2 separate regions of the Homo sapiens genome follow, and region 2 is linked to region 1. Evidence: read pairs that join two places in POLR2A ChIA-PET (ENCODE). Cell type or tissue: MCF 10A. All regions are shown on one strand. Links, peaks and the distances in the headings refer to the core of each region. The heading gives the core; the rest is flanking DNA. Region 1 has its middle 120 kb from the start of DAPK1. Region 2 overlaps DAPK1 (death associated protein kinase 1).

Region 1 (16,044 bases), core at 6,574-11,573:
CTGCAGTTTTATGCTACTAAGTTTGGGCTGATTTATTACACAGCAATAGAAAACTGAAACATCAATCAATGGCACGTTGTTAGAAATTATCAAAGGCAGTGGGCACGGCTTGTCATGCCTGTAATCCTAGCACTTTGGGAGGTAGAGGTCGGCTGATTGCTTGAGGCCAGGAGTTCAAGACCAGCCTGGGCAACATGGTAAAACCTTGTCTCTATAAAAATTAGCTGGGCTTGGTGGCATGCATGGGTAGGCCCAGCTACTTGGGAGTCTGAGATGAGGGATCGATTGAGTCCAAGAGGTCAAGGCTGCAGTGAGCCGTGATCGCACCACTGCACTCCAGCCTGGGCTACAGAGCAAGAGCCTGTCTGAAAGAAAGAAAGGATGAATGAAAGAAAGAAAAGAAAGAGAAAGAAAGAAGGAAAGAGTGAAAGAAAGAAAGAAAGAAAGAAAAGAAGGAAAGAAAGAAAGAAGGAAGAAGTTACCAAAGGCCCTATACTATTTCCTATTAATATTCCTTCTCATTCTCCTTTATTCTTCCTATCTCTGTAAGAAAGCACACTAATGATAACTCATATAGAGCTTGTGCAGAAGTGAGTTTTGACCAAGTGTTGCCCCAGGTGGTCCTTGATCATGGAACCTGGTAGGATGTGCTAGCAACTGTGACCAAGGCCAGGCCATGAAGCTGCACATCCAAGCAGGTGATGCTTCAGACTCTTTCCATGTTCTCAGAAGGGAAAGAGTGAGACAGTTAATATGTAGGTGGGTGTTTTGTTTTGTTTCTTAAACTAATTGTGATTCATGTGCTCTTGGCACAGTTTGTCTCCATGACTTTCACTGGACTCGGGGTTGGGTTTTGGGGTATCACTTACCAGTGTGCAAACACTGCGTTTCTGGGGGAGGAAAGCTCTAGATTGCAAGGGCGAGAAGCAAAGTGAAAAATCCTGCCCAAGTGAGTAATAATAATTGCTAACCCCCATGGACTTACTGTCACATTATTCTTTTTACATAATGTATATTTTACTGTGTGAGTAAGCTTCAAAGACTTTCAAAACCCTTTTTCTTACTTTAAATAGTGAATTTTACAGATCATTAAGTTGGTAATTATATAAAAGCCATAGCTATTCTGCATCTGGTATGGAACTCTTGGCAGTGCTCCCCTTGGGGATCTGCTCCACCTTTTGAGAATAGAACTCTTTGGGCTTCCTGAGAGTCTTGAGGAGCAGAGGAAGAAAGAGCCTTAGTGCAGTCCTCCGGAAGAACAGATGGGGCAGGAGATGCCTGCGGGGCTATGCGCCTCCAGAAAAATTATGGAAAACTCAGGGAGGGGCCTGAAAGGCAGCAGGACCTGGAGGGGCAGTGGATGGCACCCTACCAGCCTGCTTGGTGACAGGCATGGAATGGCTTTGAGATGTACGATTTTGAAGCTCTTGTCAGTACTTGTCACAGTCTAAAGTGAAGCAGCCCCTACTCTCCTCCCTTCAACCATTCTCCATTTCTTTCCCGCAAGTTTAGACAAGGACTAAGTCACTACAAGTGGAAAACAAAATGATTCCAGTAGTCTCTCCTTATCCAAGCCTTCACATTCTGCCCTTTGGGTTACTTTCAGTCAATAGCGGTCCAAAAATATTTAATGGACTATTCCAGAAATAACACAATTCATAAGCTTTAAATTGCATGTTGCTCTGAGTAGCGTGATGAAATCTCACGCTGTCCTGCCCAGGATGTGAATCATCATCCGTTTGTCCAGCATCTCCATGTTGTCTTGTGCTTCTCGCCCACAAGTCACTTAGCCGTCTGGGTTATCAGAGCACCTGTCGTGGTATCACAGTGCTGGTGCTCAAGTCATCCTGATTTTTCCTAACGAAAGCACAAGAATAGTGATGCTGATGATTCAGATATGTCAAAGAGAAGCTGTAAAGTCCTTCCTTTAAGTGAAAAGGTGAAAGCTCTCAAATTTATCAAGTAACTTTTATTACAGTATACTGTAATAGCTGTTCTATTTTATTTTTATTTATTGTTGTTCATCTTTGTGCCTAGTGTTACAGATTAAACTTTATCATAGGTATGTATGTATATGAAAAAACATAAAATATGTAGGGTCCAGTACTACCCATGGTTTCAGGCATCCAGTGGGGGTCTTGGAATATATCCTCTGTGGATAAGGGGTGACTACTGCAGTTCAGTTCCACATCTATGTATTGAGCACATATGAGGAGGCAGCCTATAGAGGAACAAAGATGAGCAACACGCACTCCCTGCCCTTAGATGGACCGCAACGGTGATCTCCATATAATGTGCCAAGGAGCAAGTGGAGGGCTACCCAATGCTGGGGTTACAGAGGGCCACTCTTACTGCTGGATCAATTGTAATGCTAGCTTGGAAACATTACGTGGTCCCCTCTTTGTCTTTTTCACTCTGTTGGTTTTATAGTCCTGTCTCATTACTTATTGCTTTTTAGGGCGATCTATACCATTTCTTAGGCATGTTGTAGATGGGAATCATACATGTAACTAAGTAAAAGATCGTATTAACTAGCATTTACTGAGGGCTTTCCATATGAGGGCTCTTATCAATATTTTCTTGTTCAATTCTCATGAAAACTCTAGTGAGAAGGTTCCATTATTATCCTTGTTTTATACATGTGGCCAATGAGGCACAGAGAGGGTCATTAATATGCTCAAGGTTACACAGCTGGCGCATGATAGAGCCAGGGTTTGGAGCTCACTTTCTGTACATTTGGCTCTAACTGAACACTGGTATCTTGTCTGATCACGAGATTTAACTGCTCAAGAAATAAACCCTTTGCTGGACTGATTCATTCTGAGCAAGAATGCTGTGCTCTTGAATCCTCTACTGAAAGGTCAAGACATTGGCATCTCCTGAGAGATCAAGGTCTCAGGGGCCTCTCCAGAGAAGGAAGCTGGGTGTGGCCTTATGCACATGGGTCAGGGCCCTCACCTTTCTCAGAGCATGGGACAAGGGGCCACGTTGTGCCCACCCTGAGGCTCTTTGGATTTTGGATCCGTAAATTTTCCTTTTTAGTGGACATCAGTATTTTATTTGTTCTTGCATGCCTGTTCTTGCAGTGTAAAGCAAGCCAGAACTGTCTTCTTTCCATGAGAATCTGAGCTAGCTTAGTCCTAACAGGCCACTGGACTTTAGAAAAAAATGTAAGACAGCTGAAATATGTAAGTTGGAAAACAAGGATTTCCAAATACCATGCCAGGATTTGCTAAGCATTCAGATATCCTGAGCCTTCAAAAAGAAAAAAGTTATTAGATGCCTGTGGTATGTAAGGTTTCCACAGTTATCTTCTAATTTATTCACACTGACATTCAAATTCATTTTCAAGGACTTTTCCATCTTCTGGTATTTATGTACGATTGCATAATGTTGATACATTTATGATTGCACAATATTATAAAATATTAACCAAAGTTTTCTTTTCCCAGTATTTCTTTTTTCTTTTCTTTGCATTTTCCCTTAATTAAGTGCTCACTACTTCTCAAACTGACTATGAATTGGAATCACCTGGAAAGTTTTTACAAATGAATCCTATCTGGGCCTCACCCTCAGACTGAGTAAATCAGTATTTGTTTAGGCCTGGCCCAAATATGGGTATTTTTGAAAAGCACTCTAGAGGATTTTAACGTGCAGCAAAATTTGAGAACCCCTGGAGTGACTAAACTTCTCATTTTCAGGGGGATTCTCCTGCGAAGGATAAAAATTCAAGGACGACAAAGAAATATATTCTTGGCATCTGAGCTTTTTGTTTTTGTTTTTGAGATGGAGATTTGCTCTGCTGCCCAGGCTGGAGTGCAGTGGCGGGATTCTCGGCTCACTGCAGCCTCTGCCTTCCGGGTTCCAGTGATTCTCCTGCCTCAGCCTTGTGGGTAGCTAGGATTACAGGCGCCCGCCACCACGCCTGGCTAATTTTTTTGTATTTTTAGTAGAGACGGGGTTTCACCATGTTGGCCAGGCTGGTCTTGAACTCCTGACGTCAGATGATCCACCCACCTTGGCTTCCCAAAGTGCTGGGATTACAGGCGTGAGCCACTGCGCCCGGCCGGCATTTGAGTTTTAACTGACTAGCAGGGGAGTAGAAAGGACACAGGACAAACAGAAGATATGGCAGAAATGAGAATGAATAACGGCAAGGCTTCCTTCTCCCACAAGAGGAAAAGGTGCCTTGGACTGCTAAGGCAGCCCAGAGGGGTGAAAGGAAGAACCAGAGGGAGAATGCCAGAGCTTAAGTATTTTGGGGTCTTGGAGACTCTCTTAGACACAAGGCATAGACCATACACCCGAATGGGGGACCAGGAGGGGCACCGGCCATCTGAACAGGTGCCTTCCTGGATAGACATAGAGAACACCAGATGCCACCTCCCTTCTATGCCTCATCCCTGGGCACAATACGGGTTTCCTAGAACTTAGATGACATTCTTGGAAAGAAAGAGAGAATATTGAATTTTGGCGGAGGAAAGGGAGGGCTCCGAATAGAAATTAGGTTGAATTATAGAAAATAAGAATGCATCTTACATACCTGATTCTGACATTTGTGCACACTGCATTTGGCATAAAAAAGAAAAACTCTCTTCCTTTGGCCCTAGCGATTCTGTTCAGCAGCAACAGATTTGCTCTTGACCACCTTGTTTTTGAGTGTAGTATGTTCTTAATAGAGCCCTAAAGAAACTGTTGCTTAACAGATGTTGAAGGTTGATACCAATCACCACTTTAATATTTGTGTACTCTACCAAACTGACCAAATTCCATTTGATGGCACTACCAAGTAATTCTGGGTTTAATATTCCATAATGTCATCCGTTACTATTATTATTATTTTTTCTGAGATAGAGTCTCACTCTGTCACCCAGGCTGGAGTGCAGTGGCACGATCTTGGCTCGCTGCAGCCTCTGCCTCCTGGGTTCAAGCGATTCTCCTGTCTCAGCTTCCCAAGTAGCTGGGAATACAGATGTGCGCCAACATGCCTGGCTAATTTTTGTATTTTTAGTAGAGACAGGGTTTCACCATGTTGGCCGGGCTGATCTCAAACTCCTGGCCTCAAGTGATCCAACTTCCTCAGCCTCCCAAAGTGTTGGGATTACAGGTGTGAGCCACTGCGCCCGGCCACTGTCATCCATTATTAGAAGCAATTTAATAAATTAAGAAGTCTAAAAATGAATTTTGTTTATGTATTAAATAAGTAGTATATTCACATTGTCTTAATCCGAGAGAGAGAGAGAGAGAGAGAGAGAGAGAAAGAGAGAAAGAGAGAAAGGTATGTAGTAAAAATCCTCTTCATTCAGTCTGGTTCCCTAGCTACCCAACTCCCTTCAGAGGCAACCGATGTTATCAGTTATGTGTCCTTCAGAGACAATCAATGCTCATCAACGTAGACGTGTAAACATTCTCTGATTTATTTTTCTTTTCCCTCATATGGCAACTAATGTAAATTGATCTAGACCTTGATTTCTATGTCAAGGCATGATGGAGTCCTCCATTCTTTTTTATGGCTGCACGGTATATCACTGAATGCATACCTCATGAGTTATTTCACCAGTCCTTATTGACAGTTTTAGGTTGCTGCCATTCATTAAGCATTTTTAAAAATAATTGCAGATCTGGGATCCTCTGAAGAGCTTCAACTCCTCCTCCTTCTCTAGAATTACCAATTTGATAATGATATAAATGTACAAATCTCAATTGCTATTATTTTGTCAGCATTTCAGCTCATTTAGAAAGGATTTTAATTTTATACATTAAAAGACAGTTTATCATGAAATCATTACATTTATACTCTTAAGCAGTTTTACGGGCTTTTTATTTTCCTTTTTTCATAACCCCATAAAATTTTTATGTTCCCAGTCCATTTTTGCTGGTCTTGGATAATGTCTGTTTTAGTGCTTTAATTTTATACATTAAAAGATAGTTTATCATGAAATCATTACATTTATACTCTTAAGCAGTTTTATGGGCTTTTTATTTTCCTTTTTTCATAACCCCATAAAATTTTTATGTTCCCAATCCACTTTTGCTGGTCTTGGATAATGTCTGTTTTAGTGCAATTGATAATACTTCAATATGCTATCATGCTGTTCTATGACTTCAAACTATAAATAAAGAACTTAGAAATATCATTAACAATTAAGTCATTTTCTATTTGAAAATTCTTGTTTTGGTTAGAATCACTTGCTTCAACTGCTGGAGAAGAGCGGCTGTAATGGCTAATACTGAGTGTCAACTTGATTGGATTGAAAGATACAAAGTATTGATCCTGGGTATGTCTGTGAGGGTGTTGCCAAAGGAGTTTAACATTTGAGTCAGTGGGCTGGGGAAGGCAGACCCACCCTTAATCTGGGTGGGCACAATCTAATCAGCTGCCAGCGCAGCTAGAATATAAGCAGGCAGAAAAATGTGAAAAGAGAGACTGGCCTAGTCTCCCAGCCTACATCTTTCTTCTGTGCTGGATGCTTCCTGCCCTTGAACATCAGACTCCAGGTTCTTCAGTTTTGGAACTCAGGCTGGCTTTCCTTGCTCCTCAGCCTGCAGACAGCCTATTGTGGGACCCTGAGATCATGTGAGTTAATACTTAATATACTCCCCTTTATATATATTTGGGTTCCATTAGTTTTGTCCCTCTAGAGAACCCTAATACGCTGGCTAAAAACAACACCCTGTCTTGCAGAACAAACACATCATACTTTCTATTATTTATGATTTTTCATAAATAAATCCAACTTATCAGCCTCATCAGGTTGATTTTTAAAATGATTTAAGCTATTTTCAGGCAAAATTGATGATACCCTCTGAAATGTAAGTCCTTTTCTTTGACTGTCAGGCTGTGTTTTGAGATTCCACGTTGGCATTAATCAGATTTAGAACTACAGAATCTTATTATTGAAATGGACATGAAGGTTACATGATCTGGCCACTCATGACACAACACACGACTGCTGTCCTCTTACCAGTGGTTGTCTTTAGTTGACAACTTTCTGGAGAAAGGGAATCGCCACTCTGCTAGGGAGATCATTCTGTCTTTAAAAGATTTTCCAAAATTTTATACTTAAATATAAAGATCTCCTTTTTAATCAAAAGAACAACATATCATACTAGTGCTCCTGGTGACAGCAGATTAAGCTAAAGACAACTGATGGGTGACATGAGTCTAAAATCAACAGAAATCTGAAAAGTCATGAAGAGAAGTTTTCAAGAGATGCTAATTTCCCTCAAACTTCATGTCAAAAATACCAGAAAAAGCATATTGTTAATATTTTTCTTTTCCTTGCCTACTCCTTGAAATTCACCCAAATGATCTTTTGAAGGCTAGGGAGGTTCGCTAATGTTTAAAAGCATCATCTTATTCTGAAGATAGTGACTCCATGTTGTGTTACTGTCCTTATAGCCTACAATACTATAAGTTAGCTCAGGGTAATGGTCACAGAGCTGGATGATGTCTAGGCAGCATTTAAACACAGCATTACTACAATTGATAAAACACTCAAAAATCTTACCATCTTCCAAAGGTAATATGGGCATCGTAATTCCAGTGATGCTGCAATTACACATGGTGCTCCATTGTTTTTGAGTGTCAATGATCCATCCTCTCTCCCTGCAAAATTGCACCTCAATTTCCCTTTGGAAAACAAAACTTCTATTGGGGATAATGCTGATGGGGACTGGTGTCCAAGGCATTTCCCATTTACCTACCATGAGGTAAACACGTGACCCAAGTTCAGTCACACTCTCCCTGTGGAAGTTGAGTGTTAGGCCGAGATTAAAAGCAATTAGTGCTCATTCATTCAAGGGTATTACCCCAGAGAGACTAACATTTAGCTCTTACTCCCTCATAAGATCTGTTTCTGGAGACTTGCTTCCCATTCTATGAGCCAATAGAATCTATTTTTACTTAAATTAGTTTGATCTGGTTTTGGTTGCTTGTAATCCAAGAACCCTCACAATTACAATGATGAAGGCAGGATGTTGCATGCGAATCATTTAAAGGCCCTCAGATCGTAGCTATACCAGGAATTCTATTTATTTTGTGAAGATTTTTAACTCCAACCAAAATGAAGTGTTGTTGGAAGGTTAATTATGGAACTTTGCACTGAAAATTGAGTTGGAAAAAAACCTATTAATAAGCAGCTCAAAATTGCCAAGCTTACACAAATATTTTGACAGATCTATACTTTCTGGATAGTTTAGACTCTCCTTGGGATGAGTTATCCAAGCTGTTGGTACTGCTGTTGTAGCTGGGAGATCAGGAGTGGTGTCTGGGCTCTCTGGCAGATTTCACAGTGATAGGGAAGAGCTGTCTACACAGCTTTGTCTGTTTTCTTTAATCTGGGTCATCTGTGCTCCTAGAACCCACCTCTAGATTTCATTCCAGACTTCAGAAACCTTTTTCATTAACTCTTTTTGTCATCTTTATCAAGCTCCATAGATAAGCTCAGTTGGTCTGTGGAGGCAGCGTGAATGTCCATTTGTAATTTTAATGTCTGAAATAATAGTTTTTGCAATAAATGAGAAGACTGACCTTACACTACTCTCTCTCTAAAATCCGACTTATTTTTTCAAGCACAGTAAAAAATCCCAATTTTGGGGGTGGGGGTTGGCAGGGGCTTACTCTGTTGCTGAGGCTGCAGTACAATGGCATGATTAGAACTCACTGCAACCTTGAACTCCTAGGCTTAAGTGATCCTCCTTCCTCAGCCTCCCAAGTAGCTGGGACTACAGCTGTGTACCACCATGCTCGGATAGTTTCTTTTATCAGACGGGGTCTCTCTGTGTTGCCTGGGCTAGTCATGAATTCTTGGGCTCAAGCAATCCTCCTGCCTCAGCATTCCACAGTGTTGGGATTATAAGTGTGAGCCACTGTGCCCGGCCCCAAATATTTTCGTAATGTTTTTCTAGTTGACCACATCTGGAAAGAATCCATCATACTCTCACACCCCATGATGGGTATTTTTCCATGCCAGGCTTGTTTACACTGATCCTGCACTGCTTTGTAATCCGGCCCTTATTTACAAACCCTACGTCCCCACATTGTTCCCTAGCTGGTTGAGGGCATGGATTTATTTTATGAAGGTTGCATCTCCTATGATGGTGGGCATGAATGAATGACATCTTTCTGTACCTCCCCCCTCACTTAATTCAAAAGTGTTGATGAATCCTATTACTAATTGGATGGCAGTCTGGGCAGTAAGGTTTAGTGCCAACAACAGCAGTAGAGGAGGCAATGTTCTGGCAGCATGACAGAATCAGGATGTCTCAGGCTGTGATCTTCAAGCCTCTGCTGCCTGCAGATATGTCTCAAAGTATGAATTAAAAATCATTGAAATTTGAAGACTTTGGGCACTCTCTTCTCCCGTGCAGCTCTTATCTTTCCCTATTGTCCTCTTTCCCGCACCCCCCCACCCCCAACCACATTTACACATTAATGTTCCTTGGAAGGCTGTGAAGCCATTTGAGTTTGGACCCCAGTGATGTTTCTGACCTTGATGCTGTATCTCCACATACTCTGCATACCTGCGTATCTACCTTCTACTCTCTGTATTTCTCTAGTGTGTGTGTGTGTCTGTGTGTGTGTGTAAAACTCTTCAACAGGAGTGATGCTTAACTACACACCAAAACAAAGCAAGGCCTTCCCTAAATATCACCAACTGTTGATCTTGAACCTAAAGTTGTCATGAGAGCAAGCTCGTACTTTGGAGCAGTGTCAGGCTTTCATGCTTCAGCCTCGGGATTGAGACATTTGCTCCCTAAATGTTTTACAGACATTTGCTCCCTCAATGATGCTCTAGTTTCTGAGGAAAGTAAACAACTTAAATAAAAATTATATTTGCAGAAGTACTTGTGGGATGAGCCAGGTGTCCAACAAAAGTGGAGAAAGGTGCTAAGCTCTAGAAATTTTGTAGCCACTGAAGTAGACATGCAGATGTGAGGCCAACTGACAAGCACAGCTTTTGAAACTGCTTTTGCAAATTTATGACTGAGACAGTGAAAGAGATCTAACTTAACTGACTCCATCTTGCTTCTAACCTCCAAGCTGTCCTTGTTCATTCCTGGGCATAGGCTGAACTAACTTTGGGAGAAACTTACTTTATAGTTTGAACAAAGACGGTAACAGCCCTTTCCCAAAGCAGACCTCCTCCTTGTCTGGGTACTAGACTGCCTTTGTAGGACTAACGTTAGCCACGTGATTAGAAATTATGGTTTAGGAGTCATGCAGCTGGAGGCTACAAGATTCTGACCCTCCCTAAGTTGCTCCTAAGATCAGAGCTTGAGATATTTTGCAGACCTTGCACTTGAGGGATCAGCTGGCTCCACCCAGATCAATAAACTGGCTCATCTGATCTTGTGGCCCCCAACCAGGAACTGACTCAATGCAAGAAGACAGCTCTGACTCCCTGCGATTTCATCCCTGACTAATCAGCACTCCTGGCTCACTGGCTTCCCCCCACCCACCAAGTTATCCTTAAAGACTCTGCTCCCCGAAAGCTCGGGGAGACTGATTTGAGTAATAATAAAACTCTGGTCTCCCGCACAGTCGGCTCTGCGTGAATTACTCTTTCTCTATTGCAGTTCCTCTGTCTTGATGAATCAGCTCTGTCTAAGCAGCAGGCAAGGTGAACCCCTTGGGTGGTTACACTTTCAGGAGAGCTCTGAATCATAGCCAGAGCTGTGTTCACCCAGGGATGAGCAGGCTGGGACATTCAGAGCCTCCTTGTGGCCTGAATTCCTTCCTTGGGTAGAGCTTGTCCTAAGACACCTCGTTTCTATCTCAAGTAGACCCTGAGGCTCAGATGAGTTCTAAGACAAGGTAAAAAGAGTCCAGGGAAAACATGAAGAGCCAGCAAAGATGGCAGATGGCTGTGAAAAACAGTAGCAGACATCCTCAGACAATCGCTCAGTGCCTCGGAATGATTTTCAGAGATGTAAAAATGGACTCAGAGACAAAGTAGAGAAGGAAGTGAGAAGAACCCAGAAAATAAGATGTCATGTTATTTGTTTATATATTTGTTTTTGAGATGGAGTCTCGCTTTGTTGCCCAGGCTATAATGCAGAGATGCGATCTCAGCTCACTGTAGCCTCCACCTCCTAGGTTCAAGAGATTCTCCTGCCTCAGCCTCCTGAGTAGCTGCGACTACAGGTATGCGTCACCATGCCTGGCTTATTTTTGTATTTTTATTTTTATTTATTTATTTAGTTAGTTAGTTAGTTACTCTGAGATGGAGTCTAGCTCTGTCACCCAGGCTAGAGTACAGTGGGACAATCTCAGCTCACTGCAACCTCCATCTCCCGGGTTCAAGTGATTTTCCTGCCTCAGCCTCCCAAGTAGCTGGGACTACAGGGCTGTGCCACCGCACCCGACTAATTTTTGCATTTTTAGTAGAGACAGGGTCTCACCACGTTGGCCACGCTGGTCTCGAACTCCTGGCCTCAGGTAATCTGCCCACCTCAGCCTCCCAAAGTGCTGGGATTACAGGCGTGAACCACCGCACCCTGCCTAATTTTTGTATTTTTAATAGAGATGGGCTTCACCATGATGGCCAGGCTGATCTCGAACTCCTGGCCTCAAGTGATCTACCTACTTCAGCCTCCCAGAGTGTTGGGGTTATAGGTGTGAGACACTGTGCCTGGCCAATGCCGTGTTATCTTAACACGTATCATATATGTATGTGTTGGCTGTTGGTAAAGGAAAGCCTTTCCTAATTGTTAAAGTCAAATACTGTGTTAGGTGTATTTGTTAATATTTTATATTTACATATCATCTCACCCATTGTATTTTTTCACTTGCTGCCCTCTTGAAAACCACCTGCAAAACACAGGTGTGGGAGTAATTGTAATCTTTCATGGAAGGGGACCCCCGCTCTAGATTCCCTCGCAGTTGTTCAAGGCAGAGGAGGCACTCAGCTCAGGCTTTCAGTTCTTATCTTGGAAATAGTTTCAGTGAATTTTCAAAGTGGAGGCTAACACCTGAATGACAGGCTCATTATTCATGCTTGGTTTTATCTCTTTTTATTTCCAGCTATGGGGACCCAGCAGAGGAGGCTCTGTCTCTCGGGAATGCACTCAGTGGGTTGGGTCCCTTCCCCGCCTGGAGGTTACGGCCCTTGTGCCACTCCCTGATTTCATTAACAGCGCTTGAGGGGACTGCGCCATTTGCACGTACAGGGAGCAAGAGCAGGTCACGTAGTTATATTTTATCCAGTGTTGCCTTTCTCTAAGGGCGACGTTATCTATTAACCACTTTCTCTCTGCCCGCATCCCTGCTAGGTGTTGTGAAAAGTAAAGATGTAAAATTTCTGAACAATTTAAAGCTACAGTAAACAAAACATTTTCTCTGTGGGAGGTGGGGTTGGAAGGAATGAGAGGGAATCCATGTAGATAATCTAATTCTGTTAGTGTATGAACATCAGTATGTGAGTTCTAATTCCATGCGCTTATAAAATTCTCATGCCAGAAATATTCTGGAATGTGAAAAGCCATCAATGTCTTTTGCCTGGGCTACTACAGTAACTTTATTTTATTTTTTTATTTTGATACATGGTCTGGGTTTGTTGCCCAAGCTGGAGTGCAGTGGCGTGATCTCAGCTCACTTCAACCTCTGCCTTCCGGGCTCAAGCGAGCCTCCCACCTCAGTCTCCCTGGGATTGCAGGCACACGCCACCAAGCCCTGCCAATTTTTGTATTTTTAGTAGAGATGGGTTTTTGCCATGTTGCCAGGCTTGTCTCAAAACTCCTGGGTTTAAGTAATCTGCCTGCCTTGGCATCCCAAAGGGCTGGGATTACAGGCATGGGCCACCACACCCTGCCCTGCAGTAAATTTTAATTGATTTTCTTACTTTCTGTCACTCCCTATGTGACACACTGTTCTCCATGTAACCGGCTTTCAAAAGCTCAGGAGGGCACTTTCCAGCACCTCATTCCTCCTGGGATGAAGAAGCCCCAGGCCTCATAAGCCCGTGAGGCCTGAGGCCACCCAGAGCCCACCCCACCTCCCAGCTCTTTGCCAGCCATTCCCTGCCACCTGAAGGCTTCCGTCCTGCAGGATGCTCTAGGCCTTTCCACACCATGGAGCCTTTGACCACATAGCTTCCTCTCCGTTCCTTGCTCTCCCAACTCTCCTCCTCCAACTTACTTAGTAAATTTCATTCTTTTAAAAAGTGTACTTGCTGGTGCTGTGGCTCATGCCTGTAATCCCAGCACTTTGGGAGGCTGAGATGGGTGGATCACCTGAGGTCAGGAGTTCGAGACCAGCCTGGCCAATGCAGTGAAACCCTGTCTCTACTAAAAATACAAAATTACCCAGGCGTGGTGGTGGGTGCCTATAATTCCAGCTATTCGGGAGGCTGAGGCAGGAGAATCCCTTGAACCTGGGAGGCGGAGGTTGCAGTGAGCTGAGATTGTGCCTTTGCACTCCAGCCTGGGCAACAGGAGCGAAACTCCATCTGAAAAAGAAAAAAGTGTATTCAATTGTCCCCATTCCAGAAAATTCTCTGTCCCTTCTCTCCTCCAATAACTGATTCTTCCCTTGTCTGTTCCCCCACAAACCTTCCCGTGCTACTTTTGGAGATCTCCTCTTTTATCAGAGCTAGTTGTTTATGACTCTTTTGGATGGTGGGGTATGCTTGTGTGTGTGTGTGCATGTAAGTGTGAAAGAGAAAGAGAGAGACAGGGTCAAAGAAGAAAGCATACGGCTTGGGGAATGGAGTACCGACTTTTCAGAACAGGAGAAATGCCAGGGAGACATGCCCTCAAAACCCACGACGGATTTTTCTGTTGGTGCCTGCAGCTTCACACTGCATTTCCTTACACCAACAATAGGTGACTGGATCTCGGAGGGTACAGTTGTCTCCCAGAAATTCCCTCCCTTAGTGGTGTCCTCCCTGAGGCAGGGACTGACTCCTACTCATCTGTGCCACCAGTCAAGGGCACAGTGCCTGGTCCCCAGGAGAGATGCGGCAAATGCTGCTAAAGGGAATGACCCAGCAGTGTGGAGCCTTTTCCTCCGCCAGCCTAGATCCTTGTCCCCAACTTTGCTACTGAGACCATCTCTCTCCTCTGCGCCTGGCTTGCCCATGGCTTGTTTCAATACCATTTGCCTGCATGACCTAGGCCATGTCTAACTTCTCCTGTGCCTCCACATCTGTCTATATGGTTGCTGGGTGAGTTTCAAACAGCCCAGAGCCTGATAACATTGAGTCGAGTCTGGATCTGTCCCCGTGGTGCTCCTGCCAACATGGAGGCAAGTGTGGAGGGTCAGCTTTTCTGCCACCCACGCTCTCCTTCTGTCCCGCAGCTCTGAGTTGCCTGTTTATGCATTCCTTTTCCCTTCAAGAATGTTCTTGACATTGTTTAATCTAATACCTTTCTTCCCAAAATAAACCAACAAAAGATGAACAAATCCGAAATATAGCCAAGGCTGCATTCTCATTGATGTAATGCTGTGTTTTAAAAAACAAGTCAATTGCTGTGAGGTCCTGGGTGAATTTAATCTCTTTGGCCCAATGCCTGATGCCCTGACATTAAAACCTTAGGCAACACTGATTAAAATCATAAGCTTGCTCAGATTGCGCTCTTATTGATTTTTTTTTTTAAGGTGGGCAACAAAAGGGAAGTTTGCTTGTTTTTTTTGGCAGCGTTCGTTGAGCACCAGAAATTGTGCAGGGTATAGAGCTGTAGAGTCATTTGAGGTAAGAATACATCATCTCTAAATGCTGAAAATCCAAGAGATAAAGACCGAATTTCTACGCCCTCCTTAAGCTGTCTCCATACTTGTTCTTGAAAGTGTGTAGGGCATTTCTTCATCAAAATTATAAACCTCACAAATTTTTAAGCATCAAGACCAGAGAGAATTGAATGTATTTCTAACTCAGGGAGGTATTATTACTGATTTCTTTGTGTTTGAATTTAAGTTAAATTTAATTTTTAAAGTTGTTGCATTAGTTAACCAAAAAAAAATAATAATAATAAAAAAATAAAAAAAAGGAAAAGACTCTTTTCTTTCAGTTCAATGTAGTTTACTCCTTATATGAGGAAAATAATCAGACTGGTACTATGAACAAAAAAATGCCTCAGAATTTGAAACACATACTTCATATGATTAAAGGGAAAAAATTTTAGAGCATATTTGTGAATTCAGAAGTGTATCAGTGTGTCTTAAACTTTATACTTGTTGCTAATACATTATAGTCATTCAGAATTTCAAAAATTAAAAACGTGGCTGGGCACAGTGGCTCACGCCTGTAATCCCAGCACTTTAGGAGGCCGAGTTGGGCAGATCACGAGGTCAGGAGATCGAGACCATCCTGGCTAACACGGTGAAACCCCATCTCTACTAAAAATATAAAAAATTAGCCGGGCGAGGTGGCAGGCGCCTGTAGTCCCAGCTACTCTGGAGGCTGAGGCAGGAGAATGGCATGAACCCAGGAGGTGGAGCTTGCAGTGAGCCAAGATCGAGCCACTGCATTCCAGCCTGGGTGACAGAGCGAGACTCCGTCTCAAAATAAAATAAAATAAACAAAAATTAAAAACATATTTGGCTGGGCGTGGTGGCTCACACCTGTAATCCTAACACTTTGGGAGGCTGAGGTGGGCGGATCACGAGGTCAAGAGATCGAGACCATCATGGCCAACTTCGTGAAATCCCATCTCTACTAAAAATACAAAAATTAGCCAGAGATGGTGGTGGGTGCATGTAATCCCAGCTACTCAGGAAGCTGAGGCAGGAGAATCACTGGAACCTGGGAGGCGGAGGTTGCAGTGAGCTGAGAGTGTGCCACTGCACTCCAGCCTGGTGACAGAGCAAGACTCTGTCTAAAAAAAAAAAAAAAAAAAAAAAAAAAAGTTTGATTTACTTGGCAACTGAGACTCTATGTTCTAGAAAATATTAAAAAGAAGATTGAGAGATTTTACTTCTGTTCAAGATGAAATAACAGGAACTAGACTTATCCTACTGCTTGAAATAACAAAAACATCAGACGAAAATATGTTTTTTAAAAAGGGCACTCAGTACATAGGGTATCAGATAATGAAAGATAA
Region 2 (16,044 bases), core at 5,207-10,206, 140 kb before region 1:
TTCCCATAGACTAATGGAGGGAAATAGATACCAGGAAGGCATTGGAAAAATCCAAATGTCATTCAGTTGGTGAGTGAACAGACTGTAGCATATTCATACAACAGAAAACTCAGCAATAAAAAAGAGATGAACTATTAACGTAGACAGCAATGTGGATGAATTACAAATGTGTGATGCTAGCCAAACTTAAAAGGTATATATGCCATGATTCTATTTCTGTGTCTGTCTTGAAAAGGAGACACTGCAAGAACAGAAAACTGACAGTGGTTGCCAGATGAAGGGAGGTGGGGAGCATTAACTCTAATACACACATGGAAATTTAGGGGATTATGAACTATTATACGTCCTGATTGCAGTAGTAGTTCCATGACTATGCATTTGTTAAAACTCAGAATTGCATATTAAAAGGTGTGAATGTTACTGAACACAAACTATACCTTTTTTCCTTCTGTTTTTTTTTTTTTAATTGTAGAGACAGGGTCTTGCTACATTGCCCAGGCTGGGGCTGAATTCCTGGCTGTAAGCGATCCTCTTGCCTCAGTCTCCCAAAGTGCTAGGATTACAGGCATGAGACACCACTCCTAGCATATAAATTATACCTTTAAAAGGAGCCAAAAAATCTAGTAGAAATCAGTAAAAGAGCAAAACCCAACAAAAATTTTAAATATTTACTGTTTCTTGGTAAATTTAATATTTTAAAAACAAACTTAAAGGGATACTCGATCTGCAGGCCTATAGCTCAACTGACTATTAAGCCTGGTCATGAGCTTCAGAGCAACTGAGCCCTCACCCCAGGCAGAAGGCAAGAGGGAGGGGAAATTAAGCTCCTCAGACATTCAGCACCTGCCCCATGCTGGGTGCGAGGAGCTGGGAGCGGCCACAGTGCCAGGTCTGAGAGAGCTCACAGTGGGAAGAGAGAGGAAAACATGGAGGAGGTGGAACCGAGGCCCTCAGCCCTAACAGGGCTGCTCTGACCAAAGAACCGCCTCAGGTTCTTTTTGGAAACTGACATTTTGGCCTTCGTTTATTCAACGCATTTTTTGTTGTTGTTTTTTCAAATGTTTATTTTATGTACAAAGAACTATCATGGTTTTTCATTGAGTATATGCCTTGGATAATCCTTTGAAGGAAGATCATTTAGTCCAACTTAATGAAACCGATATCCTTCGCGTACTGACGGAAACACTGGCGGCACATATTGAGGCCATATTTCCGGATCAGACCGTGCCGGTTGTTTGAACACACGCAACAAGAGCGAGAACCCTGGCCGAATTTTCGCGGGTGGCTCCAGTACAGCTGCTGGTGACCCATCTTGCTCTCAGGAGTGCAACGAGGTAAAAGCAAGAAGCTCTATTCAACGCATTTTTTAGGTAAGCACTGCATTGGGTAGGGTGAAAAACAGACGCAGAAAGTTCTGGTACTCATCCAAACACACAGGAAGACACAGTCTTCCACCCAACTGTTTGCACAGGGTCATCCACAGGCTCCTGAGGGGTACAAGGGACCCCAGGGAGACCTCAGGGTGCACTGTTCACACTGTTCGGTTTTTGTTTCTGTTTTTAATCTTTTTATCTCCATAGGTTATTGGGGAACAGGTGGTGTTCAGTTACATGAGCAAGTTCTTTAGTGGGGATCTGTGAAATTTTGGTGCATCCATCACCCGAGCAGTAAACAATGCACCCCATTTGTAGTCTTTTATTTCTCACCCCCTTCCCACCCTTTCCCTCTAAGTCCCCAAAGTCTATTGTGTCATTCTTATGCCTTTGCATCCTCATAGCTTAGCTCCCTCTTATGAGTGAGAACATACAATATTTAGTTTTCCATTCTTGAGTTACTTCACTTAGAATCATTGTCTCCAATCTCATCGGTTTACTGCAATTGCCATTAATTCATTCCTTTTTAGGGCCGAGTAGTATTCTATCATGTATATATACCATAGTTTCTTTATCCACTTTTTGATTGATGGGCATTTGGATTGGTTCCACATTTTTGCAATTGCGAATTGTGCTGCTGTAAACATGCGCATTCACACTGTTTGGGGTGTGAAAGGACCTGGCTGGTGTCTCCTGGGATTCTGCGAGGAGGTGGTTCTGGCAAGAAACCCACCCCGGCTCTACTGTTAGGCTCTGAGAAAGAGGAAGTTCAAGGGCTCAAGCGTGTGCTTCCCAACTTTCCACGTCAGCTTAGGGAACACACAGAACTGATCTCTATGTCCGCTGCAGCCTGAGGGAACCACCTGAGGGCCCTGAGGGTGAGGGGGTCCCAGACCCAGCATGGCTGGCATACAAGAGGTGCTCCCTGACTCTCAGGTCCAGCTGTGGGAGGAGAGATGCAGTGGGCCCAGAGACCTGAGGAACAGTTCCAAGGTCAGGGCATGCTGGAATGTGCAGGGCCTTTGGGCCAAGAGAAACAGGCACCCCTTCCCCCAGGGAGAGGCCCAGAGCATCAGTGGACTCCAGCCCCTCCTCTGTAAGAACCTCTATCGGGGCACAAATGGCTCATCCACCAGGAACGCCTTATCCAAGACACTAACTTGCCTCTCATGGGCTGTACCTGTTTCATCCACCTCGCTGAGTAGAGATACTGCAGACCATCTTTCAACATGTTTAGACAGTGCACTCACTAGCATGCCTGTGATTCTGAATATAGCAAACATAAACACCGTAAGGCTTGTATTTTCCTAGAGTGGGATTTCATCAGTCTAGCTCAAGCTTCATTTCTGAAGCTCTTCACTCCCCAGCTCACAAGAGCTCCTGGAAACAGCAGCTTTGCTGATTCCCTACAGCTACCAACAGTGCAGGAAATCTCCCTGGTTGAATCCAGCCAGCCCTCAAACCATGTTTTGATGAGCAAATGGTAACTGAGGGGCTCTGGAAAAACTACGCCTGGAGCCATACTTCACACTTCACACGAAAATAAATTCCAGGCAAATCACAGACTTAAACATACATAATAAGCCATCAAAGTACTAGAAGAAATTATGAGAGAATATTTTAAAAATGAATTTAAAGTGGGCTGGGCACGGTGGCTCACATCTGTAATCCCAACACTTTGGGAGGTCAAGGTAGGCAGATCGCTGGAGCCCAAGAGTTTGAGACCAGCCTCAGCAACATGGCAAAACCTCTTCTCTACAATAAATTTTTAAAAAATCAGTTGGGTGTTGTGGCTCGTGTCTATGGTCCCAGCTACTCAGGAGGCTGAGGTGGAAAGATCTTTTAAGCCCAGGAGGTCGAGGCTGCAGTGAGCCATGATTGTGCCACTGCACTCCAGCCTGGGCAACAGAATGAGACCCTGTCTCAAAACAAATAAACTCAGAGCGGTAAGGGCCTTTCTAACTGTGATACAAAACCCATAAAAGATTAAACGAATTTGATAAATCCGACTATTTTAAAAAATACAGCTGTCTGGGACGGTGAAAGACTTCTGGAGATGGATAGTGGTGATGGCTGCACAACCAATGTGAATGGACTTAACGCCACTGAATGTGCACTTAAAAATAGTTAAAATGACAAGTTTCACATTTTATCACAACACAAAAAAAAATCATGGGGAGAAAAGTACCAGAAACAATGCCAAAAGACAAATGACAACCTAGAGAAAAGATGTGCAAATCATAACATGAACATAAAGCTATTTAATAGATAAAGAGCTCCTACAAATTAATAAAAGTCTACAAACGTAGAGAAAAATGGGCAAAGAGTATGAATAGAAAGTTCAAAGCAGAGACAAATAGTTCTTAAACATACTTGAAAACATGCTTACACTTATTCATACTTAAAAATTGATGAAACTACACTTATCAAAGTAGCAAGAATCAAGCAGCTGTGAGACAGCGAAAGAAGCCAGCCAGCTTTCTCTTGTAGTTGGGCTGAAAACTGACTTACGGTCTATGAAGAGTAACTTGGTAACACATACAAGAATGACAGATGCATGTTCTCTTTCATCCAGCAATTCCACTTCTAGGAATTTACCTACAGATAGCTTCAACATTTTGTACATCAGCAATCATTGCAGAATTGCTTATAATAGAAAAATTAGAAAAGAATCCTAGAAGTTCACAGACAGAAAGGGTTAAATAAATGACAGTAAATCATAGAGAAGAAAAAGGCATGTCTTCCTATGTAGTAATGGAATGATTTTCAAGTTATGCTATGAGGTGAAAAAACAAAAAAGCCAAAGGCAGAACAATGTGTATAACATGCTACGATTTCAGTAAAAACATGAAAAAATTTATGTTTATTGTCTTAAATACACATAGAATATATATGGAATGATCTCAAGACTCACTAGAAGGAACTAGTCACTGGAGGGCAAGATACTGTCTTTGACTTTCGAACTGTGTGAATGTATTACATATTTCATTTTAAAAGATGTAAAGGGACCTGTCTGAGAAAAAAAATATAACTCTTGTTCTCCATAACTGGCCATTCTAGTTAAGTATTGTTGGTGACTACTGTCTTAGTCCATTTTCTGTTGCAGAATGGGCAATTTATAAATAAAAGCAATTTATTCAGCTCGTGGTCCTGGAGGCTGGGAAGTCTAAGAGCATGGCGCTGGCACCTGGTGAGCATCTTCTTGCTGCATCAAAACGTGGCAGAGGGCATCGCATGGCAAGAGGGCAAGAAAATGCTCACTAAATATGCTTGGGCCTCTCTTCCTCTTATAAAGCCACCAGTGGCACTCCCACGATAACGCATTAATCCATTAGCCCTTTCATCCACTAACCCACGTATGAATTAATCCATTCATGAAGGCTCTGCCTTCCCAATCACCTCTTAAAAGCCTCACCTCTCAACACTGCCATACTGGAGATTAAGTTTGAACATGAGTTTTGAGGGGATAAATATTCAAACCAAAGCAACTACCATAAGTCATCAAACTGCTAGATAAGAAGGTCTTCTCTTTCCTAAATGATGGGGAATAAAATTGCCAAAAGATTGGATAAAGCTGGAAAAAAAGTACACTAAATGAGATGTCATCCTTCTCCTCTTCTTTGTACCACAGTGCCCCAGTGCTGACATCCTAGCGGAAGGCAGGACATGGCAGCTGAGTTCTGACAGTGGAGACGGTCTCTGGTGCCCCTCCTTTCCTGTGATTCTTCAATGCCCACCCTGGACCTTGTCCTCATGGGATAAGAACTGGAGTCCCATGGACTGGCTCCTGGTCCCAGCTTTGAAACCTCATTCATCCATCTCACCAATATTCACTGAATCTCTAATCATACATTCAGCACCTCCCTGGGTCTGGGGCTAAAGACTGAATAAGACAGACAAGCACCTGCCTTTCCAGACCTTGACAATGGAGCTAGTGATGTGCTCCAGCCTGCCTGTGCTGGCTCACAAGAGACAACTGTTCATTTTTCAGGAATTTCATGACCTGGTTGCTAAACACAGACACCCTTAGGTGATACAGAATCCAACAATGCTTCAACCCCTGCAACAACACCAAAAGCTTAAAACATAGCTAGCACTATTGCAATCAGCAGTGCTGAAGCCAAAATGAAGCTCAGCTTAAGGAACATAATTTGTACAAGGTGAGAAATAGTCTAACAGTAGATCACATATTAGATTTAATGGTAATAAATTTACTAGGTAAAAAACTAGTGAATTGGAATGCAACTCTGTCAAACCATTGTCAGTCATAGGTTGGCCACAGTAAAAATCAATAAAAGCATTCTGTGAGCCTACATTGGCTGAATGGAATTTATAATAAAGAGTGCACATAGTTTGTTATTAGTTGTAAATTGTATTATATACCCTTTGTATCAGTACATGTATAGATATATGTGCATGTATATTTATACTGAGTATGTATATATACCTATGTATGTACGCACACAGGTATGTATGTATACACACACAAACATTTCAATTCACCAGTGCATTGAACTCTGCTGCCTCAAGCTTAACTTCTTTAAGCTCTGGTTTCCCAGTTTTTAAAAGAAGTATAGAAAACCACTTCCCACCTATCTTCGAGGGTCAAAAAGAAACCATATAGGCTATAAAATTGTTACCGATATCCTAATTCATCCCCCCAAAGTGGCGGATTTTTAAACACCTGCTTCAAACAACTTTCCCCTTGTCTTCCGGCTTTCAAGCACCTGTCTTCCTGTCTTCAACCTCTTTATTATCACAGGAAGAAGTGCAACCCAGAGAACAAGAGTTCCACAGAGCTGAAAACTGCTGTCTCCAGCTGTGCCTGTCCCTGTCTGAACAGGGAGGACTTGGCTCTCCAAGGTCCTTTCACAGCCTCACACCCCAGCAGTTCCTCCACTTCCTCCCAGAGTGCGAGGAGGCTAATTCACACCTTGTTGTGATGCTGGCAAGGCTCCTGAACCCTCAGCACCAGAAGCCTATTTTTCCATCAATCCGTTTACACAATTCTGGAACCCTCTGCTTCTTCTCCCTAGGTGCAACTCCAAGCTCTTCCTATAGAACTAATTTTAAGCCATAATTAAATCCTAACCTATTAGAACACATGATACACCTTTCTACAAGCATGAGAAGCAATTAAAACTTACCTGGGAAGAAGTCAATTCTATATTAAGACTTCCTTCTTCCTTTTGGAAGCTCCAATTTCCTTTTTTCTGTTTGTTTCCTTATCTTTATTAACAACAACAAAAAAAAGTCACAGCATTTCAGACTACTCAAACACACAAACACTAACAAAGGCACCCACAGTGACAGCCTCGTCCCTAGTGTCTGGATCAAAGGCCAAGCTGGAGAGCAGGTATGTCCTCTCGGCCCTATTCTCTCAGCATCCCATGGCTTCCCTCCCACCCCTACTTCACTGACACCCCTGAGAGCAGTTACAACTGTGCAGAAACAATGCCACTTTCGAGAAGGTTGGGCCCCACCTCATTGTCATGGAAAAAGACCAGATCCTGAGGAAAAGTCAGAAGCAGTGCTACCTCATTGCTTGGAGGATGCTGGGTGCTCCTGGGCCTGGCTGCCATCCCTGTGTCCCAGACATAGGGCAGAGAAAAAGGCAGAAGGACACTCCCCAATTGGCAGTACTGGGCAGCAGACAGAGCGGGCCACTGGTCACGTGACAGCCCCAATCCACCAGGCAGATGTCTCTGACATGATCAGCCAGACACTCCCAGGGAGTATGGCTTTGGTTCATAAAAGGTTTGGGTAAACTACTCTCCCAGAAATCATAGGAAATCAACCAATCATCCTCAGATTCCTGGAGCACCGGGGCAATACAATTGCCATTGGGTTGCAGCGAAGGGGGACACTGGTAAACACCAACCCTCCAAGAGGGCGGAAATACCACTCCTGTCTATTCCAGAGTACTTGGCATGGGCCAACAGCAGTCTTTTTATAGGGGCAACTGTGGAAACCTGAGAAGAGGAATGAAGGTAATGGTGCATGCGGGAGGTGCCTGCCATTGCTGCCTGCTCTCCAGGGCCCCTTGCTGAACCCAGTGATAAAGCTGGGGTTGGGACCAGGGGCATCGGCCGGGCCCAGAGCCCCAGCCCCAGGAAAGCAGACAGGGACAAAGGCCTAAACAAGCAGGACTGGGCACAGGGCCCCAAGCTAAGCTGCTCTTCCTCCTATCAGTCCGATGTTACTTACTCGACTTGGCCAAGGAGCACCTCTTGCGAAATCCTCTGTTCTAATCTGCTCAGAGCAGTGCTTCCTGCGATCTCTACTTTTTCTTGACTACACGTAAATCTTTTTTTTTTTTTTCCTGGAAAGATATTACTGGATGGATGCCTGTGACTCTTTTGAAGGGGTGGCTGATTTTACTGAGGGTGGAAGTTCATCTAACATTTTACAGCTGCCAAATACTGGGCGCGGGCCAGACTCTTCAGGCACCAACATGGATACCCACATAGCTGTGTAGACACTGATATGTCAGCAGAAACCTTTGTACATACGGTTCTACGCTACTCCACAGATACAGAGAAATAAGGAAAAAGTGACACTGCTAGAGAAAAGTTAAGCCATCTGGGCATGGTCAGATAACAGGCTAAAAAGACATTTGGCATAGTCTACAGTCATTTCCAGAAATTACCATCCTAGACCCACCTAGTAAACAGTTGTGAGGCTCCAATTTTCAAGCATCATTAAAAAAAGAGCAAGATTTGACAGGATTGACTGGCCGACATCAATGAGATTGACGATGGCAAAGGGTTAACATCAGTTTCCTTAGGTTTTCCCTTTTAAAGGGCAAATATGGCTGGGTGCAGTGGCTCACGCCTATAATCCCAGCACTTTGGGAGGCTGAGGTGGGTGGATCACCAGAGGTCAGGAGTTCAAGACTACCCTGGCCAACATGGCGAAACTCCATCTCTACTAAAAATACAAAAAAAAAAAAAAAAAAAAATTAGCTGGGTGTGGTGGGGCACGCCTGTAATCCCAGCTACATGGGAGACTGAGGCAGGAAAATCGCTTGAACCCGGGAGGTGGAGGTTGCAGTGAGCCAAGATTGTGCCACTGCACTTCAGCCTGGGTGATAGAGCCAGACTCCATCTCAGAAAAAAAAAAAAAAAAAAAAAACAACAACATAAACGGCAAATATTCCAGGGCAAACAACTGTGCTGTAAAAACGCAGGTTCAGCGACAGATGCGTGCTGCTTTCTTTCAGAAACCCACTACCCGTGCTATGGGGCAGATTGGGACCCAGGCACCCATGATCACTGGTGCCCATTTCCTCTTGTGTAGTAGAAATGCGGTCAACCACATTTTATTCCCACTAGACTCACCTTCCCATTCTGCTTTCAAATCTAAAAATATGACACTGGGACAAGCTAACATGGTAATAAGTACCAATAGATTTGGGGAAAATCATCAATGGGATGGAAAGGAAACAGCCATTTTATCTGAAGCTTACTCTACCCCAGCTAGCAGAGAGTGATCTGGGACCCACTTTGCACTTTTATGGGGCTGTCACCTCACAGGGTTATGCCAAGGATGAAAACGTGCACAACACACTATGCATCTTAAGGAACTTTTCGGCAATTCCTCAGTTTACCTTTAAAACTCACAGGAACCATGGCTACAATCCTTCAGTTCAGGATTTTGTAATTCTGACCAGTTAATGAAATGATCATCAGACAATAGGTGTTTCTGAAGGGTCTTGCAAGATGTGGGGAACAAAAGAATGATTACACTTTACGGGCTCACAATCTAGGAAAGATGGGCACACAGAGAGAGAGGTGGGGGAGAGAACAGTGGGGAGTCTCAGTGCTGGATGAATGTGTCAATGAGGAATTACCCCAGGAGTTTGCAAAAGGAGGACACTGCTTGAGTCTCAGGAATGCCTTCAGAGGGAAAATGGATTATAAACCCAGTCCACCGAGAAGAAGAGAGGCCCAGCAGATGGGTTCTGCAGATACTGACCACCTGCACCCCCGGAGGAAAGCAGTAATGTAGCAAGCCTGCTATCGGTGCCCACTAAGTGGATGCCCCTTCCTGGTTATTCTCCATCTGTCCCATCTGTCTGTCCTCCCCTGCCCCCAATCGCATTCTTCACTCTCCTACACACTGCACCACCCTGGGTGGCTCCCTGCAGGTGGTTCCTGTTAGGTTTGGCTAATGAGAGGCACTGGTGGGACTATGGGGGCAGGAAGAGAGAGGTTGTGATGTTTCTTCCCTGAAGTGGCATGTACTGGTGACCCCCCTCTATGACTCCAGTGCAGCCCTAGGCATGGTACAGGCTCCCCTTCTGCTGCCAGATAGTACGTACCTGACCATCCCATAACCTACATCCGGACCATCAGAAGGGCCCAGTTCCCTGCCAGCACCCTGACTGCCACACCTTCCTTTTGCACAATATCCTCCAAATCCACCCCTTCAAGCTTCTCCAATCCACCGAACCTAGCACATGGGAAAATGCCCCAATCGCAGGGTGCCTACATACTGTAGGAAGCATTCTTCACACCTCCTGCCAGGGGGCTGAAGAGCTAATTAAGCCATGTGGGCTGCCCCTGGCCACACACGCAGCATGCTAAACCATCCAGCCTGCTGGAAAGGCAGAAACCAGAGGCCTAAGAGAATAAGAAACAAGGAGTTACCTGACATTGAAGAAAAATTAGAAATCAGCCTGAAAAAAAAAATCACAGCTATTAGGCAGTTTAGAAACAATCACCAAGACAGCAAGCAGGATATCACCCTTGGGACAGAGCAGGGGGAAGCAAGGTCAGATAGCAATGGGAAGTTGCGGGGCCATGACTCATGACTCATGAGGCCTGCTCAGTAGGAAAGGCAAGGCAGAAACTCCGTGTTTGCCACGGCTGGACTTAACCCCAGGGAGAACGGGCCCGCTGGGAGAACCCGATATGGCCTAGACCACAGCTATGACCTGGCTGGCTCTTGAGCCCCAACAGTATGGATGCTGCAACGCTGGCAGTGTGCAAGAGGATCTGGAATCCAGTAGAGACACAAGGGAAAAATTGGAGTAATGCTGGAGACAGAATCCCAGCTTCCACACCAAGGAGAAGGGCAGAAGCTGGGGGGCGGCAAGTACAGCCAGAGAGTGAACTCCAAGTTGGCATAAAACAGCAAGAGGCCACATTCATCTGCATCCCTTCAGAGGCAGGGATGCGCTGACTGGGATACAAGCCCATAACTGTACAACTCTCTGCTTTGTGTTCTCCCTGGGGATTCAGCTGAGTGTGCGGTGAGAGCTGGGAGCTAGGGAAAGGGGGGCAAGGGCACCCGCTGACCACTGCAGGGAAATGGGGGGAGGCTGGTAAGACCGACCTGCAGGAAAGGGTCATTAGGAGTGGGCAGGAGAGGTCAGCAGGATGGACTCTGAGAATGGGAAGAAAACGGCAGCTACTTGCCCCGCAGCTCCTGCTCAAGAGCACCCTGGTGGAAGCTGTTACCCACGTGGTCCCCTTTGTTGATGACCACAGATCCACAGAGTTGGAAGGGATCCTCAGAGGCTATCAGCTCAATTTCCTCCCCAAATCGGCAATCTTTTCCTCAATATCCCCACCAGGTGGGTATTTAGTGCAAACACTGCAGTGTCCACCACTTGTGACCTCACTTGCAGTCTGCTCTGCTATTGGACAGCTGAGTTCTTCCTACTAAGCCAACCTCTGCCTCCTCATGGCTCCCACCACTGACCCCCAGTGCCCCCAAAACAAGCCTATCCCCATCCAAAAGACCATCTATGTGTGTTTTCATGGGCTTCAGAGCCAGAGAGGCTCAGAGCTCAATTTCAGTTCTGCCACTTACTCATTTCAGCATATTAAATTATTTAATCTCTTTAAGCCTTTGTTTATTCATCAATAAAACAGAGCAGGGCTTAGCAAATCATGGCCCACAGGGTAAATCCAGACCATTGCCTGTTTTTATTAGAACACAGCCACACCCTTTTGGACACATAATGTCTGTGGCTGCTTTTGAGTTAAAACAGAGTTGAGTTGTTGCAACAGAAACCATGTGGCCCACGAAGCTTACCATATTTACTATCTTTACATAAAATGTCTGCCAAGCTCTGAAATAGAGGATCCCCATAAGAGGCTAGTTTGAGGAATTACATGCAGTAATATTTACAAAAAGATGCACATGGTGCTTGACTCCATAGCTAAGTAAAATACATTATTCATGAGATACTCGGGTTCTCCAGCTTTTGCCTTCTTTGGACTCCCCCAAGTTTGTCAGTGTCTCTCCCAGAACAGAACACTCTCATGTCCCAGATGCAGAATGACCTCAGCAAAAACAGAGAAAACAGAGAAACCAGCAACTCCCATTGCAGACATTCAATTTCTATGGTATAGACAAAAGCTGTATTTTCTTCTTAATGCAGTCACGAGGATATGGGTTCCATAGACATTTGTAATTATCAAAGCTCTCAGACTCTTCTCCAAAAGGACACTGTCATGACAAGTCTCCCTGCTGCTGAATTTGAGCAATTGCTTTTTCTCTCCAACTTAATTGTCTGGCTTCATCTTTGTATCTGTTACATTTAATCGTGTCGGGCTTTGTTCAATCCAACAATTAATGCGAACCCTCCTTCCATCATTCATTCATGTCACTCACTTAAATGTTCAATTTGGGGCTGGTTCTTGTGCTCAATTCAATAACCAGAAAACAAGTCACAGACCTAGATCATGGGAGCTTCCAGTCTTAAGGAAGAGAATGACATTTGAAAGTAATTATACAAATAGGTATGGAATTGCAGTGGCTATTTGAATGGAGAGGGAAAAGTGATTCAACAGGGCTCTGACACCCACAAGCCTCACCAGCAGGTTCTCCAGGTCATACCCATTGTCTGTCTCAGCCCAGACCTCTGGGACACAGGAAACTACGCACTCCTGGGACAGTCCATACAAATCAAAGTACAACAGCAACTGCCCTAGACCTCACGCTCAGACCATCTGGCAGCCTTTTCTCTCCCCTCACCAGCTCTGGACACCCAAGGTCAATATCTTCTCTCATCTCATTCCACAGGGGTGTTTTCTTTGCCCACTAGGTGCAGGCTCCTCCTTCCCTACACCAGCTCTAGCCTCCTAAGCACATCAGTCAAGACTGATCTCTCTTGATCTTGTAGTCCTGTGGTTCTCTACAGAGGGTGGGGGAATTTTGCGCCCCCTCACACATTTAGCAATGTCTGGAGACATTTTTGGCTGTCATAAAGAGTGTGAGGAGGTGGCTGTTACTGGCATCCAGTGGGTAGAGTCCATGGATGCTGCTAAACATCCTATTATAAATATCCTATCCTAAAATACAATGCACAAGACAGCCCCCACAACAGAAAACTATCCAGAACAGGCTGTCACTAATGCCGAGGTTGAGAACACCTGGTTTAGAGGAAGCAAGGCGAAAAACAGGCATTGAACACATCGTATGAGCCAGCACTGTGCTAGACATTTAAAACTTCTTTAAACTTCCCTTCCAAGACAGTGACAGTAGAACAGGACACAAAATGAGCTGCACCACCCACCACCCAATTTCCAGACATGGCTTAGCAGCTTGGGAGTCCAACTACTGCTTCCAGCATTTTAAAACACTATTCAAGGCCAATCATCTTTCTGAACCTCGGTTTTCAAATGTGAATTACAATACCTACCTCCAGCTGCTGGTCTAGAGTTCCTAGCAAATCTTAGTTTCCTTGTCCCCATTTCTTTCATGTCTTATTTCCAGTTTTCTCCAAGGAAGGCAAGGGTAGAGACATACATACATACCCACACTTGCACCCACCTGCTTACATTTTTACGTCGTCCACAAGAATCTGAATGAAGGAATGAAACCTCCAAGTCAAAACGCTCTCCTTGGCTGAACTCCAAAAAACATTTTTCCATGCTTCATCTCACTTCCTATTTAGGCTTTCCAATACTGTTGGTTGTGCAAAAGTCTGTCTATCCTACATGACTAGAAGCTTGCTGAGATAGAGGGCCCTGCCCAACACTGCAGCAAGATCATTCAGATATTCAATTAGCCCTTGAGGAATGAATAAATGATGGGCAAATATTACGGTTCAAATGACAGTTTCGTTTAACAGCCTATTTATGGTACCTGTTTATAGCTTATTTGTTGTCTATTTGTTAGTTCTCTTGATGTTTTACCTAAATTCACCTTATAGACCCAATTTCCAAGTATTTTCCTTTTCAGATTTTGTCAGTGTTATGTTACTTTTACAAACTAAAGATACCCACCCAACAAGCCCAAAGAACAAGAAATAATTCTTTAAAAGAAAGCAGCCTCTCGGCCAGGCATGGTGGCTCATGTCTGTAATCCCAGCACTTTGGGAGGCTGAGGTGGGTGGATCACCAGCCTCTGAGGTCAGGAGTTCGAGACCAGCCTGGTCAACATGGTGAAACCCTGTGTCTACTAAAAATACAAAAATTAGCTGGGCATGGTGGCACACACCTGTAATCCCAGCTACTTACTCTGAGGCAGGAGAATCTCTTGAACCTGGAAGGCGGAGGTTGCAGTGAGCCGAGATTACACCACTGTACTCCAGCCTGGGCGACAGGGCAAGACTCCGTCTCAAAAAAAAGAAAGCAGCCTCTCACACAGCAGCCATGTTTCTTGAACAAACTGGACCCCACTCCAGGGGAACAGAATGAGTACTTAGACATGTAAGTGGGCATTTACCCGCAGCAGCTGGCAGGGCCTCACCATTCAGTACATCCTAACAATCCAGCCTTTCAGCCACCAACCTAATGGGCTTTTCTTGGCACGGACAGTTCTGGCTTGGCAAAACACTCATTTTCACATCTTAAATTGGTACATGTCACAACTGAATGGAGCTTCAGGATCTGCTGTCTGTCTGACATGCTGCACAAGGCTTCTCTTGGTCAGGGACTCAGGTGTCCACACTCATCTCAGACTCCTTTCTCCATAAAGATCCATGAAAAAAAAAAATCAATTATTTGTATCCCTAATCAAATTCCCAGTGTCTTATTTGGCCACTTAAGATGGCTTTTAAGCCAGGTGTGTTGGCACATGCCTATAGTCCCAGCTATGCAGGAGGCTGAGGTGAGAGGATCACTTGAGCCCAGGAATTTGGGGCTGCAGTGAGCTATGATCACACCACTGTGCCTGGGTAACATAGCAAGACCTTGTCTCTAAAAAAATAAACAAACAAATAAATAAAAGATGGTTTCTCTTGAAAAAGCAAGCTAGAAAAATAAAATCAGGCCGGGCGTGGTGGCTCACACCTGCAATCCCAGCACTTTGGGAGGCCGAGGTGGGTGGATCACCTAAGGTCAGGAGTTTGAGACCAGCCTGGCCAGCATGGTGAAACCCCATCTCTACTAAAAATACAAAAAATTAGCTGGGTGTAGTGGCAGGCTCCTGTAATCCCAGCTACTTGGGAGGTTGAGGCAGGAGAATCGCTTGAAACCAGGAGGCGGAGGTTGCAGTGAGCCGAGATCGCGCCACTGCACTCCAGGCCGGGTGACAGAGTGAGACTCCATCTGGGAGAAAAAAAAACAAACCACAGACACACACACACACACACACACACACACACACACACAAAAGAAAAAGAAAATCTACCTTTCAGGAACTGAAGCACACTGCATTAAAAACACGAATTTATGTGCTCACATAGTCTCAGGTTCCCTGTAACACCAGGATGATATCCCTCAAAGCATTTCCAAGCAGCCTTCTTGCTGAGCAGCTAACTCCTCCTGGCTACAGAGCGGCTTTTAGTTGTCTCTGCTTCCTTAAATGCATCTCTTCCCATCTTAACAGATCCTCCTTAACATGAAGCTTTTCCCTCCCTTTCCCATGGTGTCTTGTGGACTTTGAAAAGGGTATCCCTTGAAGCTCTGCGTTCAGCAGCCAACTTTCAGATGCACAGCTAAATTCCTAGTCAATATGTTTCTTAGGAACCCTAAGCATCATCTAATGAGCACATAATAAGGTGGACTCACCAAGAGAGCTCGGCACATAAACTGAGTCCAGTCGGAAGGAGGCAAGGATACCTAGAAAAATGGAACAGACAAGCAAAGGCAAACTTGGCAGAATGAGCCCACCAGGCAAGCTGAGCCAAAGGAGAGACAGGCAGAGGAGAAGAGAGGGAGGAAGGATGAAACTGAGGAGAAGTGAGCCCTCACCCGCACTCTGCCTGTGGGAGGCCAGGGCAGGAATGAATGAAGAGGTAGGACCCGGGAACACAGATTCAGAAGCATGTTATACTGTCGCTCTCCCTCTCTCTCCCGTTCCTGCTCTGTCTTGTTAAATAGCGTCCACCTCTCAAGCACTTACTGTGTGCCTAGTACTGTGCCAAGCACTTTATACATATCACAGACATCCTCACAACCACCTTATGAATTAGCCGTGATGACTATCCCCATTTTACAGATGAGAAAAACTAAATCTCACAGAAGTCAAGTGACTTTCCCAAAGTAACAGCTAATGTGTTTTGTGGAGACAGGGATTTGGGTCCAAAGCCCTGAAACACTGTTCTAATTTCTGCATATGTACCTTTATAAGGCAACGAAATAAACATGGCTTACCGTGCACTTAGCTGAATTCCAACCAACACCAGAGACAAAAGGCCATGTTCTCTACCCTCAGAAAACTCACAGTCCACAGGGGAAGCCAATAATCCCACGCATAAGTCCCCTGTAAT

The links. Peaks named below come from ENCODE experiments on the same cell type or tissue, not always from the same donor. Only the 100,000 strongest peaks of a DNase experiment are listed, where the experiment ranks them.
Region 2: POLR2A ChIA-PET joins it to region 1 with 5 read pairs; 4 of 35 experiments call an interaction of 5 or more read pairs at or near these places.

What each region holds. Positions count from the first base shown.
Region 1 is chr9:87,368,753-87,384,796 of GRCh38, reverse strand. No RefSeq gene overlaps it. Among named protein-coding and RNA genes, the nearest start is that of DAPK1, 120 kb to the left of the region's middle. In MCF 10A, for the core only: no CTCF peak of the experiment used is centred there; DNase peaks (open chromatin) are centred at 8,936, 9,226 and 10,646.
Region 2 is chr9:87,510,569-87,526,612 of GRCh38, reverse strand. The region is part of intron 2 of DAPK1 (death associated protein kinase 1); the gene reads right to left. It also overlaps the pseudogene RPS29P18. Among named protein-coding and RNA genes, the nearest start is that of DAPK1, 21 kb to the right of the region's middle. In MCF 10A, for the core only: no CTCF peak of the experiment used is centred there; DNase peaks (open chromatin) are centred at 7,602 and 10,182.